Regions from separate parts of the Mus musculus genome. Here region 2 is linked to region 1. Evidence: chromatin loops called from intact Hi-C (ENCODE). Cell type or tissue: heart. All regions are shown on one strand.

Region 1 (8,000 bases):
GCTTGTTTTGTTTGAAATATTGATCTCATCTAAGAGTATGAAAGCCTTGCAAATGTAGTGGAGTTTTGTTTTGTTTTGTTTTGTTTGTTTGTTGTTGTTGTTGTTGTTGTTGTTGTTGTTTTTGCAGAGTTGTGCCTAGGGGCAAAACACATAGTAGCATTAATTCCTTGGACATCAGACATAACGGGAAATTGAGAAATATGGCCATAGCCACCAGAACTTCTGAATTTAATTGCTCAACAGAGCAAGCAGAGGGAGGTGCATAATATCACCAAGGCTGACTTCAGTATCAATTAGGATTCCTTCCAATGAATAAACTGAAAAACTTCCAAAGGCCCAGTGTCATGGCATAAAGCCTAGACATAGATTTCTTGAATAATGAAAAGGAATGTCCTCTGCCTACCTGGAAAATTGTTTCATATGAAGACAGAATGAAAGATAATGCATATACCCAATAGCTTATGTATGCTATGAGCCTTCGTTTTGCAGTTCAGAGAATGGGTGCCCTGGGGAATTAGTATCTTGCATTACCTGGTATATCTGACCGATTTATCACTGATGGACATACCTGCTAAGCCTACTCATATGTTCCATAGGAAGGAAAATGAAGAAATGGAAAATCGCCATGTCTTTTTAACTGATACATATAGAGGGCTGGTCTTTTTTATCTGCGTATGCATATCCATCATTTCTATCATATGACTCTGTCTCAGCTCATACATGCAAGGTAACCAGCTTTCATATTTACTCCCAATGGGCCAAAATGTCTACTTGAGCTTCGTATGTTCTAAACCGCATGGAATTTCAGAGCAATACACTATGTGCTTGTTGCACACTTCATAAATATTTACTTTGGGAACTGTCACCTTGTTTTTCTACCCCAGTGATGTAGAAAGTTGGAGACACACACTTCAGGATAAGCAAGTTTCCGTGAAGCAATCGATAGAGAATGCCCGCACGGTTTATTTTCTATTATGGATACCTTACAGGTCTTTGAGTCAAGTACTGTGGCAGGATTTCTAGAAGGCTGCTGCTTTTTAGGAAAGATCATCAATAACATATGTAGCCAAGCAAGCTAAAATAATTACAATCAAATTTCATGCTTCAGGGCATAAAGTGATTCCCAGCAAGGGTCATGATGGAATTGTGCTGCCTTAACCCGTGTGTGCTCTTTCTTGTTTTTGTTGTTTTTCAACCCTTTCCCCATCTTACAATACTGATCAGTGTTCCCAGGAATTCAGGTCAGCTGAGCTCACACCTCCCCTTGCTTGCCTCATGTGTAGGTTGACTTTTTTCATCACGTCCATGATTTTTTTTCTCCCCTCTGGAGCAAACCATGGGTTTAGAAATGTCACCTATCCTGATTATGGGTTTTCATGGACTTACATTTGAAAGTTGTGGGTCTGGAGGAAAGAAGAAACCAAACTAATCAGAGGCCTACTTTCCAGTGTCTAATTTAAATGGTAGTTGTGAACTATTCTCTCTCTCTCTCCCTCTCTCTCTCTCTCTCTCTCTCGCTCGCTCTGGCTCTGGCTCTGGCTCTCTAACCCCATCCATTTCTAGTTCCAATTTTTTCTTCTTTTTAAACATGTCTCTTTTCCTCAGCCCAATATTGACTGGCTCCTTCTCATTCAAAGCTCTATGAAAACCTAGGTCTGTCCTATTCTGAATAGCTTTGGAATCCATAAACAGTAAGTTTTACTCTTTGTCACAGGTTCTTTGAGGGCAGTGGGTGGGCAGGACGGAGCCAATGGTTACCCTTAGTCATATGCTTCTGCATACTTAGCATGAAGACCTTTGAGATAATTACATTCTGCATATCCGAGCCAACTAGCAGAGCTTCAAGATGACAGGAGGATACATCTGGGCCCGATAACAATTGCAAATACTCAGGGCACACTCTTAAAAAGAGCTTGTGTTACCATGTGAGACAGCATGTTTTACAACACTCACAACAGTCAGATAAATAAAACAGCTCTCGGTGGTGCAAAGCTTGCTGGGGGAAAAATGTATTTCGTAACATTTCATTTAGAGCAGAAAAATTTCCCCACTGAGAAGGGAACATTTGACCCTGAGAAAATGTTAAGTTCTTTCCACAGCTGCTTGAGGTAATGACAACGCAATACTCAAGACTGCTATTAATGATGTTGTATGGAAAATGACATCACCTCTCCTTCAGAGGGACAGTTTTGGAGCTATGGGTCCAATTTGAAAGACTAGAGAAGAGCTGGTATAAAAAGTCAGCCTCCTTACACAGTTCCAAACAGAGAGAGCTAGAGTGAAGAGTCTGTCTGTATATTTATGTTTGCACCCATGCTAAGCGGAAGATTTTTTGTTCGTTTTGAAACTGTCTTTCGGGGCAGGCTTAATGTGTGGAGCACAGCTGAAGTCAATTTCAATATTATCATTCATGCTTTGGAGTGGAAGTCAGGTAGGAAGAGGAGAAGCCGGAAACTAAGTCGTCCACACTTACAGAGATGCTAACCATTGCAAGTGAGTTCCCAAGCAAGCCGGCTGGCTCACAAGTTCAGTAGCCACCAGGCCCCTTTCCTCCTGCTGTAGAGAACTGCAGGATCAGAAACAGAGGGGCGCATTGACTGGTGCCTGCCACGGCCCTCCTTCCCCCTGGTGCGACTGCAATTTGGTGGATGCAGTTTGGCATGTGAGTGGTTAATATTCTTGCTCTTTCATTCTTGGGCACACTCTTGTAACAGTGGAAATCTCACACATTTACCTTTCCCTTCTGGACATTCTTCTTTCAGACTTGTCTGTCAGGATCAGAACTTTATCCTGATGGAGCAACAACTAAATATGTGACTCCCATCTCTCAGGCACACTGGAGCCCTTCGCTTTTTAGTAAGTTTCACTTTCTGAGTTTTAACAGATAAGGGAGGGGCGAGGGAGGGTTTTGGTCTCTGTTTAGCAGATGTGACTGACTGGGGCTCAGCTGTATGAGGATGCCCCTTACCCCACATCCCACATCAGAACCTTGCAGAGCCCAAGCTCAGGCCTATCGGATCTAATTAGATAAAGACCCTTCATTGATGAGACTACTTTAAAATGAACAGTGATTTCAGCTTCAAAAGTGCATGCCTTTCTTTTCTATATCTCAGACATAGAGCAAAGTCAATAGACCGACCCGCCCACAATGTGTTCTAAAATAACCCTGAATTCAGATGCACTGAAAAATGGTTAAATGAACTGATAAAGCATAGGGAATAACATATAATATCCTGTAGAGATGTACGCCTCCTACATAGATGGATACTGAATATACCTCTAAACATGTGTTATTTTAACAATCACATGCTGTAGCTCCCAATTTATTCTCATGAGGAGGGAAATAAACACAGATTTTCTTGACCGTAATTAATGTGTTTAGGGACCACACTCCACGTTTTACTGAGTCCCTGTGCACTGGGCTCCTTCGGTCATCTCTCTTGAAGACAAAATGCACCTTTTTCTTAAGTAGTCCCGAGGTTTGGTTTGTTTGTTTATTCAGGGGATGGTGGAAGGACATGGTTTCTCTGGAAAGCTGGCTCCTGTGTTCTCAGGGGTTATAAAAATGGGAATCATTTTTATTGGCAATCCCCGGGAATAGTGCTGAGACAAATGGAAAGCTGAAGATAAGGATCCTCTGAGGTGCGAACATACAGCTGTTGGGAATTGCCAGAGAATCGGACCAATAAAGGAAGTCACTATTTTTCCAGGCCTGAAGTGAGTTATAGGGCGAGACGGGTGTTGTATATTTATGTAAGGCAACAGCAGGGAGTTTAAGCGGCTGGATATTGCTGAAAGAGCATCATTCACATTCAGGCGGAGACAAAAGGTGGAAATGAAGCAACATCCTGGCCAAAGAAGGCCTCAAGACAGAATAATAACAGTTCAGAGAGGGGGGCTGTGTGCACGGCCGAGGGTCGGCCTCAAAACCAGGAAATGATCGAGATGCCTTGTCAGATCTTCAGAAAACAGTCACACACACGCACACGTGCAGGGATACACATACACACTCAAACTCAGGCCTGGCCAAGTGTCCTTGGGAAGGAGGTCATTTATCTTTCATAGAACTGTGGACAGAATTACCTGCAACCTTCATCAGTGTAGCCAACAAGATTGGCTTACCAAAAGTGCTGGAAAAAAATTGTATTTTGTACTGTTGTATGTGTACACACATACATACAAAAAATTTTTATACACACATATGTATAAAAATATGACATCCACATGTGTCAGCAGGCCTCTTGTTTGCTATCTGTTTTACACAGACTTCAAACTCACTGAGTTAGAGAAAATTCTAATTCAGGAAAATATTCTAAGAACATAGATCTGGTTGTCCTAGAGTTCCAAGGAAGGGGATGGGCAGGCAAAGAGACTGTCTTATCTTCTTGTTTATTTATTGTCCTTTTGCTTAGAGGAAGTTGCAAGCTGAATGGAAGGCTCATGAAATCCCATTCTCCTCTTGTGACAAATACTAAGAGGAAGAGAGAGAAAACCCGTTTTAGGGGGTTGGGGTTAGGGGTGGGAGAATGACCCCAAATAGGAAATAGAGGAGTTTCAGCATTCCATATCAATCTTTATAGGTAGTCTGTGGCAGTCTTGAATTTTTTTCTTTTATCCTCCTAAGAAGAAAGGGAAATGAAGAGACGACAGGGGGTTGGGGGGCAGTTATGGGGATAATTATGATCAAAATAAAGTGCAAGGAAAAACATTTTTTAATTAGTTAAAGAAAGAAAGAAAAGAAAGAGAGAAAGAAAGGAAGGAAGGAAATATTCTAGTATACCCAAATGTGAAATGTTACTGACCTTTCGAATGTTGGGTTGTAGATGTTTCTGAAACTACTCATTTGAGTACAAGCCAACAAACCAAGCACAATTAAACTGAACATATCCTATCCTATAGCCAACTTTCTTTAACACTAAACCTGAGTGGTCATTAAAATAAGGAATGGTAGGCACAGCTGGCCTAAAAAAATGGTGAGAACTATCCAAAAGTTATCTGAGGAGCTGATAAGAAAATTTGGGAAAAATTCAAGAAAAATTAAAATGCTTGGTAGTAAGATGAGTGCTTTGTGCACCACAGAGTCAAGGCCTGGCATGAGCTTTTCTTATTCATAGTAAGAACAGTATGACTGAGAAGGGTGTCTTGTGAAGAAAGGGTGTTTGTATCCTTGTGGGTATTTTCCTCAAATGTAAAGGGATCAAAAAAAAAAAAAAAAAAAAAAGAACAGAATGGCTTTCACTTTTTCTTTCCTTTTTCTTTCCTTCTTCAGTCTATGGCTAAATAAGCAGGAAATCAAAACAGCCAAGAGTGATAACTAAGCAAGATGAATGGGATGCACTGGAACGCAGTAGCTTCCTCCCCACACTCTTCCTACCCTGCCCATGCCAGCTTTCTGCTTCAGGTCCAATATTGTCAGAGCATGGGATTCAACAACTTTCCTAATCACCAAAGGCAAGGAAGACTAAGAAGTCACATCCCAAGAGTTAGCAACTTGTGTATGGTGACAGTTTGTGCTGCAATTGCTGGTGAGCCTACTAGACAGAGTAGAGAAGACAAAATCCTTTAGAAACCACATATGTAGCAAAGTGGTTCTCCTTTCCAACTTACTATTTTCCACTGGGGAAATATATAGCCCAGCATCTCAGGGCTGGGGTCGTCACGCAAGTTCATTCCTGGCTTCTGAAGCATCAGGTAACAGGCTGGGCCATCTGCAGGTTTTCAAAACCACGAGTCCAGTGGTCTAATCCTGTATGGAACATTTAGTGTTTTGATCACACATCCCATCTTCTGCACCACAGTGCATCTCAGGGCATGCTTGCCTGGCAGTAAAAAATTCACTCATGGAGAACATAGAGTAATAGGTCACTTGCTGAAACATACATAACCTAGAAGTACCTGAAGAAAAATGCCCTTTCCACAGAATTTAATAACCATTGGGAAGTAAAAATCTTAAACAGTCTCCATATAAGTGCTTATGGTGTGTGGGCTGATGGATAGACAGGTAGTCATAGATAATACAGACAGAAACACACACACACACACACACACACACACATCCCTTATAACAGAGTTAGAGGGAGAAGGAATGTGTCCTTCCTTTGGATTCTCCCTTAGATATTTGAGAAAGCAATTGATAGTTACATCGCAACACCCACGGGTTGCAGTATGCTGAGGAAAAAAAAAAAAAAGAAAAGAAAAAGAAAAAAGAAAGAAAGAAAAAGAAAAAAAACTGCCTTCAACTTAAACAGGGATTTTAACCTTTCCACCTCAGCCTCTTATTTTTCCTTCCCTTCTACTCAAAACATTTAGGTAAATTAGGCCGAGATTCTTCCATAAACATGCAAGGGATCTGTTAAACTTTCATCTCTAATTTATTCATGAAGGAGCCAGGTCTTCCCTGGCCTGGTTGTGCATCATGCTGTCAGAATGACTTTCTCTCTTGTTGAGAAAGGAGATGGGGGTGGGAGGGGGTGGGCAGGGAACACAAGCCTGGGCTTTTGAGGTAACTGCTGCAAGAAAACAAAACAACAATGCACCCCACACACAAATGAATGAAAGCCACCAGTACCTTCTCGCTTAGTGAAATGATGGTGAGGAAATGTTTGTGACTGGTAGGATGAGAACTAAGCACCCATGCACGGGCAAGTGTAGAATACAAAACTAATGTAAGTTGTTTATTCTAAACATGTAACGTATAAAATGGAAATACATTCTTTAAATCATATGTACTATGTTCTATATTCCTGAGATTGTTTACACAGCAATATTGTGTAAGTATACTATCAGTTTGGGGAACTATGGGATATAGTGTCCTGAACTATATGTAGGACACATCTGAATTAAAATCTCTAAGTCAAGTTGTTTACAGATCTATTGTTGCTGTAATTCTAAGGGCATGGAAGCTTCAGATTGGAGAATTACATATCCTAACAATTATTGTCCCCATGTGAAGATGCAGATCTCTGCTGTACTCTGTGCAAGGGAACACGCACCTGCACCCTAGGCAAACCCCAAACATGTGTGTGCTGTGAAGATGTAAAGTTCTGAAGACCCTCAGTTTTGTTTTCGAACTTAACAGTAGTTTGACACAGTGGATGATTTCTATTCAAAGTTTCTCATCCTTTTACATTTTCTTTTGCACTGAGATCATTTCCCAGCCTGTTTGTTTCTCTTCTGTCTCCTGTCGGCCTTTGGAGGCCCGTAGAACAGGAAGTCGTCCTGTGATGTGAAAGCCTTTTCCGTGAGTTGATAAATAGGTGGCTTGGTTTTTGCCATCCCCACCCCAGCGTTCAAAAATTATCATCTTTTATACATGGGAGAAAGGGAGGGGGTGTGATATGGCATTAGTTCTTTTAGTCGTCAGGAAATTACAAAATGTACACTTGCGAAGTAAGCAATTTTTGCAGTCTGCCTGCACATCCATCTTTTTAATGAGCCTTGTTTATAACTCCACGCCACGCTTCTACTCACCTACCCTGTTTACGTCTTTGGCCCCTTTAATTAAGAGAAGAACCAGTTAAAAGAAACTGGGAAGAAATATTAATATGATCTGATTAATTCAGCTAGCAGGAGGTTATGGGGTAGCAAGGTTATTATAACCTATAAAGGCAATATGAATAAAGCTGTATCCATTTGTAATTTTATTAGGCGGAGCAAATTAGTGAGACTGCATAGCAGTGACAAAAGACCTGTTCCTATTCTCCCTTACCCCCTACTGCAAGGGCCAGGTGCCCAAAGTTAGGCTCCATATTAGGCAAATGAGGTCTGATAAATCTCAGCTGCTCATCTAATGAGAACCTCCTGAGCGGCTGCTATGCTAATTTGGAAAGATTAGCCGGGATGTGTGTGCGTGTGGCTAGTTAAGGTCCAGGGAGATAAAAGTGAAGCCGGGCAAAGGGAGCCAATACCTTTAAAGGGTTAAAAGCAGAAAGCCTCTCCTGGGACAGGTAAGGCAAGGCTGATGGATATGCAGTAACAGCTATCAAGGAAGAAACTATAGA
Region 2 (8,000 bases), 59 kb before region 1:
AGAGTCAATACTTAAGACGAGTGCCAAGTTAACTTTTCTCCAGCAAGCAAGTTTACAGAATGAGAGTCTTGGTGCTCAGGGTCAGGGCGAGGGTGACCCTGGGTAAGCTCTCCTTCTGTAATGATGCACACTGTAAGTCTCTACCTTAAACAAGGTTCAAGAGAACAAAAAAAAATGGATTTTGGATTTCTTCCTTTTTCACAGGTTTGACATGGTTAAGGTTTTGTTTTAAGTTAATACGTGCTAAGGAGGGAGAGTCTGATGAACAGAAGCGAGGGCATCTTTTTGTTTAAGTGATTGCTGGAAAGATTCACCCTTGCTTTGAGGTTGTTAACTAAGGTTCTGAAGACGTTATGTATTAAGAGTCTTTTGTCATCATTGAGCTGTCTATGCTTAGTGATTCAGTTTGGCAGAGCCCACACCAAGGATGCCAAGATCTCTGCCAGGTGAGATCTCCATTCTTAGTATTTCATCCTGTGGTCAGGTCTCAATGCTAAGAGAAACTCAAAATTCCTCTGAGATCTGCTTTACTCGATGCTTGAAGAGTATGAAAATGCCTCCTTCACTGGGAAAGGGGACAGAGCATTTGTGAAATCCTGGCCTATCAATGATTATTAACCAGGTGCCTCTTTCTCACCGATAGACACTCCTGGGCTCCCACATGGCAAGATGAAGCTGGTGGAGACAATAGGGATGAGAGATCGCTGTCAGATGAGAACTCCATTCTTAGTCACTCATTCTGCCACTTACCGAAGACCTGGAACTACTGATGGCCCCCAACTCAGCACTTGCTTTTCAGAGAGAGGAGGCAGTCAGACCACGTACTGATAGAATGGCTACACTACTGAGTTAGTTCCTAAAGATGACTGGAGCCATCCATCTGTCTCATACCGCTGCCACCATGGAAACTCTGAATCAACTTGGTTTGCTGTAAAAATCCTTTTTGAAAAATCTGATTTGTTTCAAGTTGTAAATAAAAGCTTATATATATATGTATACGTATATATGTGTATATATATATATATATACATATATATATATAATAATGGGGCCATATGAAATAAATTAAATTGGAAGATTTTAAATGTTTGAGGCTTACATAGATTGGATCCAAAATTACAGGTGATCATTGATACTAAAGTTGGGTCTTGACCTGCATAATGAAGTGAAACTTAATGTGTTGATGATCAAAGTGTAGACCTAGAATTTGCTTGTCTACACCATCCCTGTAGCAAGGGTGTTTGAAATCACAGCATCCATGATTCACCTCAGTTGTTCGAATGAATGAGATTTTAGAACTAAGGTGGCATGCCTTTCCTTTAGGGGAGGGGGCTGTATAAAATGCTTTGTTAGACTACTAATTTTTTAAGATTTTTGTTCAATGGAAATATTTTTTCTTCTTTTTCTGAACATAGGATCTCATTGTTCTAGGCTTGCCTCAAGCTTTCTGTCTAGATGAGTTTGGACTCAAACTCCTAATCTTTCTATACTTCCTTTGTGCTAGGACTGAAGGAGTATACTGTCATAGCCAGTTTATATGTTACCAGGAAAGAAACCCAAGCATAAGGAGCAAGCATTCTACCAATGGAGACACACCTGCATAGCCTGCTTTTCTTGTCCTTTCCTCCCTCCCTCCCTCTCTCTCTCTCTCTCTCTCTCTCTCTCTCTCTCTCTCAAATCCATCAAACATACTTGTACCTAATTGTGAGAATTATCTTCCTTCTAGATATCAGGATATAAATTACCAAGTACACACACACACACACACACACACACACAATTTAAATAACAAAAAGCAATGAAGCAAGCAAACAAATCCTACTCTGATATACTTGGAGGTATAAAATGTTCTCTTTGAATTGTCTAATGAGTCAGATTAAATGAATTCTCTACATTGTGTTGAGTTATGTCCAATCAGATTCATAAGGGCAAATAGGGGTGAACCAGCCAGGGACATGACCTCCACTTGCCCCCATAATTAGTGTGTATTGTTGGGTGAGAGGGGAGAGGTGACTCAGTGGGAAACAGACCAGCTATTTAGAAGACGGCCACAAACACTTTCTGTTTTCAAAACGTCCCCCAGATACAAGCCATCAAAGGATATGAGGGAGGTAATTTTTGAAGTTCTGGTTATACCTCAGAATATTAAGGACGTTCTCAAGTCCTGCTCATAACTCAGAGTTATAAAGAAAATGCTACATAATGAAATAATCAGAGAAGTAGATAATCGTTAAGCAGAAACTCCCTTTGGCCTCCACACTAATCTGGAAGGGAAATGCAGGTTAGAGAAATCAAAGCTGCAATCTTAATTTTCAGAGCTGCGTATATCACAGGACATGGGCAAACCAGGAAACAGAGTTTGGGCAGGAGGTAGGATGAAGCAAAGAGTGTACCCTGGTGAGTGTGCCCAGGGTGGTTGATAAGGAAGTCTAAGGAATATATGGTGGGGTTTCCACTGGAGCTGCTAACTGGGAGCTACCGTTTCTGGAGCCTGGAACCTTGAGGCTTTTGCTGGTGAATTGTACTCAAAATAACCACATTGAGGTCAAGCCACCCTGGCATGAGCGACTAAGACAGCTAAACAAAACAAAGCAAACCCAAGAAAACAACCCCCCCCCAAAAAAAACCCCAGAAGCTTATGGTCTACCTACTGAACAAAACAAAATCAGCTTTGGTTAATTTACATTTGCTTAATTTCTCAAAAGTTCCCTTTCCCAAGGTGTCAACCAATCTTATTTCTAGTTCGCTTCTCTTTAGATAAACCTATTTATAAAATCCCAACTCATTGACTTCTGGCAGAGATCTGTTTTCTACGCCATGAAATACACGGTGTGCAGAAAATCCTCAGCTGTGTTTCACAGAAGCAAGTCGCTGTAAAACGGAGAGGATTGTACCTGACCAAAAGGCAACCTAAACTCACAATCCACACAAATAGTTTCCTGAAACTTTGTTTTAAAGTCAAAGGTAACCCCGGTGCAGTGGGGGAATCAGGGGCTCCTTCCCTCAGAGCTACAGTTCAGGAGAGGTATGGGAAAGGGCTGGTTTCCAACTGGGGCGGCAGAGTGCTCAGATGTCTTCCTCTCAGTTATGTTTCCTGTTACAGCAGTAGCTAGGGGGTGATCACAAAACAGGAGGATATTTATTTCCTGGTTTGGGCTGACTAATGAGCCTGTAAGAGATACTTGGGACTTCTGTGAGCTTGCTCACACTGGAATGTCTCTCAGTAGCCTGGTTCCTCTGTTCCCCTTCCTCTAATATCAGGGGAAGGTGTGTGGCCTACTGGTTCCAAACTTACAGAAAACAGAATGGAACACAACCAAGGGCTTTCAGGGCACATAACAACTGCTTCCTCATTTAGTAGCAAACTAAGGGCTTTCAGGGCACACAACAACTGCTTCATCATTTAGTAGCAAATGCAGGGGGATATGACTTCTTTACATTATGTTTTCCAAATCCTACTAAGTAATTTTCAAATCAGGGTAAAATGGGAAGGAAGCAGAAGAAAATGAAAATGCCAAAAATGAAAATTAGTTGATAAATATAATACCAGATTCACCATCTCAACCACAATAATAATGCTAAATGGCATATCTGAAATGATCCCACCAAGTCCCGTCCCTCTCATAGACTCACAGGATATCCCGTCTCCTGCAGAAACAAAACATGGAAATGAATCAGCCGATAAAGGATTTTCTCCCATTGAAGATGTTGGTGATTTTGTCCTGTGTTGGGGAAGTTGAACATTGAGATGGATATTCATAATCTGTAGAGACCTCTGCCTCCCTCCTGTGCAATGCAACTGTGTGTGTGTGTGTGTGTGTGTGTGTGTGTGTGTGTGTGTGTGTGTGATAAAGAATAGCAGACTAAAGGTAAAATGCTTTATCTAAATATGAGAAAAACTCATGCCATAGACTGACCTAAGAATTTAATTCTTTCTATCATGGGTGGTTAATCTTTTGACTGACTCCCCCAGCTGACTGCTTTTCTTTTTCTTAGGATATGTGTAGATATTAATGTAGTGTCAGTATATAGTTTACCTTTTTCTTGAGGGTACTTAAGAAGAGGATAAGCTAATAGCTCAAGGAGGTGTAGTGATGTCATAAACAAGAGCAATAATGATGGTTGTATTGAGCATTCATTCTGAGATCATTCCAGAATTCTTACCACAATACTTGTCATTTCCAAAACCTGACTTGCTCTTATACAACAGGTATTTTTATAAACTTACAGCTGAAAATGCATAGAGAAAAAAGGCGTTCCTTCCGTTTCCAAGATTGACATGACCTAGAGAAGAATTGTTCTAGAGTCAGATTTAGGACAATTTTTTCCTACGCCTTCAAAAGACTTGAGCTTTGACTTTCTCCCCAAAGATAAGCTTAGTAGCATTCATATGTCTTTCTGCACAGACCAACATGGAAGGTTTGCTTGGGAGAAATATTTCAAAGAGGAAGTGAGGAGAGATGTGTGGCGTAGGCATCTCAGGCAGCTTTCAAGGTTAACACTTACTCCTGTTTCCATGGCCTGCTCCTTTTACTCAGAGACAACATGATCAGCTCTGAATAGCTGCTGCTGTCACCAGCCTCTTGCGTGACACCTGGGCCAGAAAGCCATAGTGAAGAGTGTGTTCTTCACAGAGCATTTGGGGAAAGCTACAAATAGGGGCTATGGATTTAATTGGAAAGGAGGGGAGGGGAGGGGAGGGGAAGGGAGGGAGAGGAGAGGAGATCTATAGTACCACTCTGAGCTAACTGGATGTCTTACCCACATTTCCACTGTGGGCATTTAAATGGGCCACCCAAACTCTTGACATCCTTCACTGACCCTTCCTAAACAATTGTGAACCTAATGACTTTGTTTTTGGATTTTGGAACTGAACTTCACAGGGACTGATTCCAACCTTGGGTGGTGCTGAGAAAATTCAGCCGTACCAGAACTTGGCTTAGACCACCAGTGCGTTTCATGTGAGGGCCTTTTCCCATAATCTGACCAGCATGGTTTATGAATGTTCTGGGGAGCAAAACCTGGGTCCCAGAGGCCGAGAAAGGGCCATGCCCTGCTCCATTAGAAGACCACACAGCCATCCACATTCCCCTCGGAGTATTTATAGTTCAAAAAAAAAATCACATCACCTCTCTCCTTCGGAAGCTGCGGGTGAAAGTGGGGAGAGAGCCAGGAGCGCAGATCGTGTCCTCCAGCTGAGAAAGCCTCACTCTTGGAAAAGCTAAGAAATAAATAAATAAGTGGGGGGATATCCAAATGGGATCGCTCTTCAAACACTCAAATGATCTTATGCTAACAGTTGGGATTAAACAGCTGTCTTGTGGTTGTGCGATCATAACAGATGCTGCGCGTTTCCTGCTTGCTTTGTTTTGGTTATTGCTGTTTGTGTAGTTCATTGGGCTGACTTCAGCTTATGGGATACAGGTTTTTATGATCCTTCTGTGAGGCAGAAGCAGCTTCATCATCTCTCTAACAGGAGAGGGGATGTGTGAGAGGGGAGTGCGGAGGGAGTAGATGGTGGACTCTTCGGTGTCTCACTGGGAATGATGTCATATTGGTGAAACTCTAACACTCCGGTTTATGACCACCTTGCCATTAAAGTGGTCTCCAGTCTTTATTTTTATTTATTTATAGTTTTTTTTTTTAGAGATTTTTATTCTATCCTTCTATTCTAGTATAATGTCTGCAGCTGAAGCAGAATTTTGGAGCATTTCTAAAACATAGAGAGTTTTTGTTTATTTGGTTGTTTGACTGATAGATTCAATATCGCAATGGTCCCTCCCACACTTCCTGTTCTCCTGTCTCTTCAGGAACAGTAACTACCTTCTTAGGACTTTCATTCCATTCTAGAGGTCTGGAGAGATGGCTTAGTGGATAAAATGCTTGTTGAGGAGGCATAGGGATATGAGTTCAGTACCCAGCACCAGTGTAAAGCACAGATATGGTGGCATTTGTCTGTAATTCCAGCACTGGAGAGCTAGGGACTGATGGGCCCACAGAGCTCTCTGACCAATTGGTGTGCTCTAGTTTTAGCAAAAGGCACTGCTGTAAGAAGTGAGGTAGGGACATGGTGGGTAAGAATACCTTCTATGAAAGGAACCGGATTAGAGCTCCAGTCTTCTGTACTCCATGGAAAAGTTGACCGTGGCTGCAAGTGTGTGTCATCCTAGGTCGATCCTTGGGGGAGTTCACTAGCCAGCCAAGCTACCTGAAACAGTGAGCCTTAAGCTCACTGAGAGCCTCTGCTTCAAAAAAAATAAGATTGAAAGCTACTGAGAAAGACACCAGGCATTGTCCTATGACCTCTCAATGTGTGCATATGAATGCACATACTTACACACACACACACACACACACACACACACACACACACACGTGCACACACACACACACACACACAGAGTAAGGCAGAGAATAATAGAGGAATTACACCCTATGTCTACTCCACTTATACGTGCATATGGATGCTTGTTCATCCCACACATATGCAGACATTGACATTAGCATATGCTAAGTGTATCCATCTACACCCTGCACAAAAAATTTTCTTCTGCTCTGGAAGCGGAGATCACTGTTTCCATGTCAGCCAAGGGATGAACAATCACCATGTTGTTTCCAGACCCCTTTAGAAGTCCCAATGATGTAATTTTGAGCTCTTTCACATTACTTCTTCAAAACAAAAACATGGAAAAAGTCTTCGAAATACTTCCAAAATTTATAAAACACTTTACTTAACAATAAATATTACTATTATTTGTAAAATGTAAATATAAAGTGTAGCACTTGCTGTACTATCAGGTAGGCATGTTTAGCATGCTTGGCCTCAGCACGGACTGCCTACACTTCTCCACCAGGACTCAGGAGATAGCTCAAAGGGCACTTGGCAAGCAAAAATAATTACTAGATAGTGGATACCCAGAACCCATGTCTGTGTCTGTAAGCCTAAGACTCCTCTATTGAGATGGAAGTTGGAGACGAGAGAATGCATTGAAGTCTACAGGCCAAGTAACCCATTGTACACATTGGTGAATAGTAAGAGAGGTATCTCAAAGAGAGTGGAGTGTAACCATTAACATTTGAGCCCCTCATATGCATACATATAAATATCACACATCTTTCTCTTATACATATGTACATACATACATACATATATACACACACAAAAGTACACACACAGAAACATACACAAGCATACACACACACACACACACACACACACACACACACACACACACACATATATATGTATATATATATACACACATACACACACAAGCACACATACATTATAGGCACATAGGATTACAAGCAAAAGATAAAAAGTGTGTTTTACATGGATGAACCCTGAGGATATTATTCTAAAGAAATAAACCAATCAAAAAAGTTAAACACAAACGAAACAAAACTAGAGGTTCTCAGAGCACTTAACAAGTACTTAGTCATTTAGTAGCAAATGCTGAGGGATATGACTTTTTATATGGTGTCTTCTAAATACTGCTAAATAATTTTTAAAGCAGGGTCGAAAGGGAAAGGAGGGGGTCAAACTGAAAATAGCAAAAATGGGTATTGTACATGAAAATCCCCTGGAGTAGTCAAACACAGAGATGGAAGGCAGAATGGTGGCTCTTAGGTTAGGAGATGGAGGAAATGAAGAGTTAAATTCTCATAGAGTGTTGAGGTTTGAATGAGACTGTCCACCAGAGGCTGATATGTCTGCATGCTTATTTGCCAGCTGGTGAGCTGTTGGCGAGGTAAAGGCCATTAGGGGTAAGATTTGATGTTTCAAAAAGACCATCCCAGGCTCAGTCTCTCTCTGTCTGGCCTCTCTCTGCCTGCAAATCAGGATATAAAGATCTCAGTTACTGCTACAGTACCATGCCTTCCTGCCTACCTCCATGTTTCAGTCCATAATAATAATGGTCTCATGCTCTAAAATTATAAGCCACCCCACAATTGAGTGCTTTCCTTTGTAAGGGTTTTCTTGGCCAGGGTCTCTATTT

What was found. Hi-C counts contacts between places; a loop is a spot of excess contacts. Peaks named below come from ENCODE experiments on the same cell type or tissue, not always from the same donor. Only the 100,000 strongest peaks of a DNase experiment are listed, where the experiment ranks them.
Region 2: it touches region 1 in a loop (5-fold over the local background); 5 of 42 quality-filtered maps call a loop at or near these places.

The regions. Positions count from the first base shown.
Region 1 is chr7:71,307,484-71,315,483 of GRCm38, reverse strand. No RefSeq gene overlaps it. Among named protein-coding and RNA genes, the nearest start is that of Gm39034, 24 kb to the right of the region's middle. In heart, no CTCF peak of the experiment used is centred here; a DNase peak (open chromatin) is centred at 3,863; H3K27ac peaks cover 1,054 bases.
Region 2 is chr7:71,366,057-71,374,056 of GRCm38, reverse strand. Gm29328 (a long non-coding RNA gene) reads right to left here and starts at 3,825. Exons shown (of 3, transcript XR_001778177.1): 1 at 3,634-3,825. Gm36260 (a long non-coding RNA gene) reads left to right here. Exons shown (of 4, transcript XR_882213.2): 4 at 644-733. In heart, no CTCF peak of the experiment used is centred here; DNase peaks (open chromatin) are centred at 3,066 and 5,226; H3K27ac peaks cover 2,154 bases.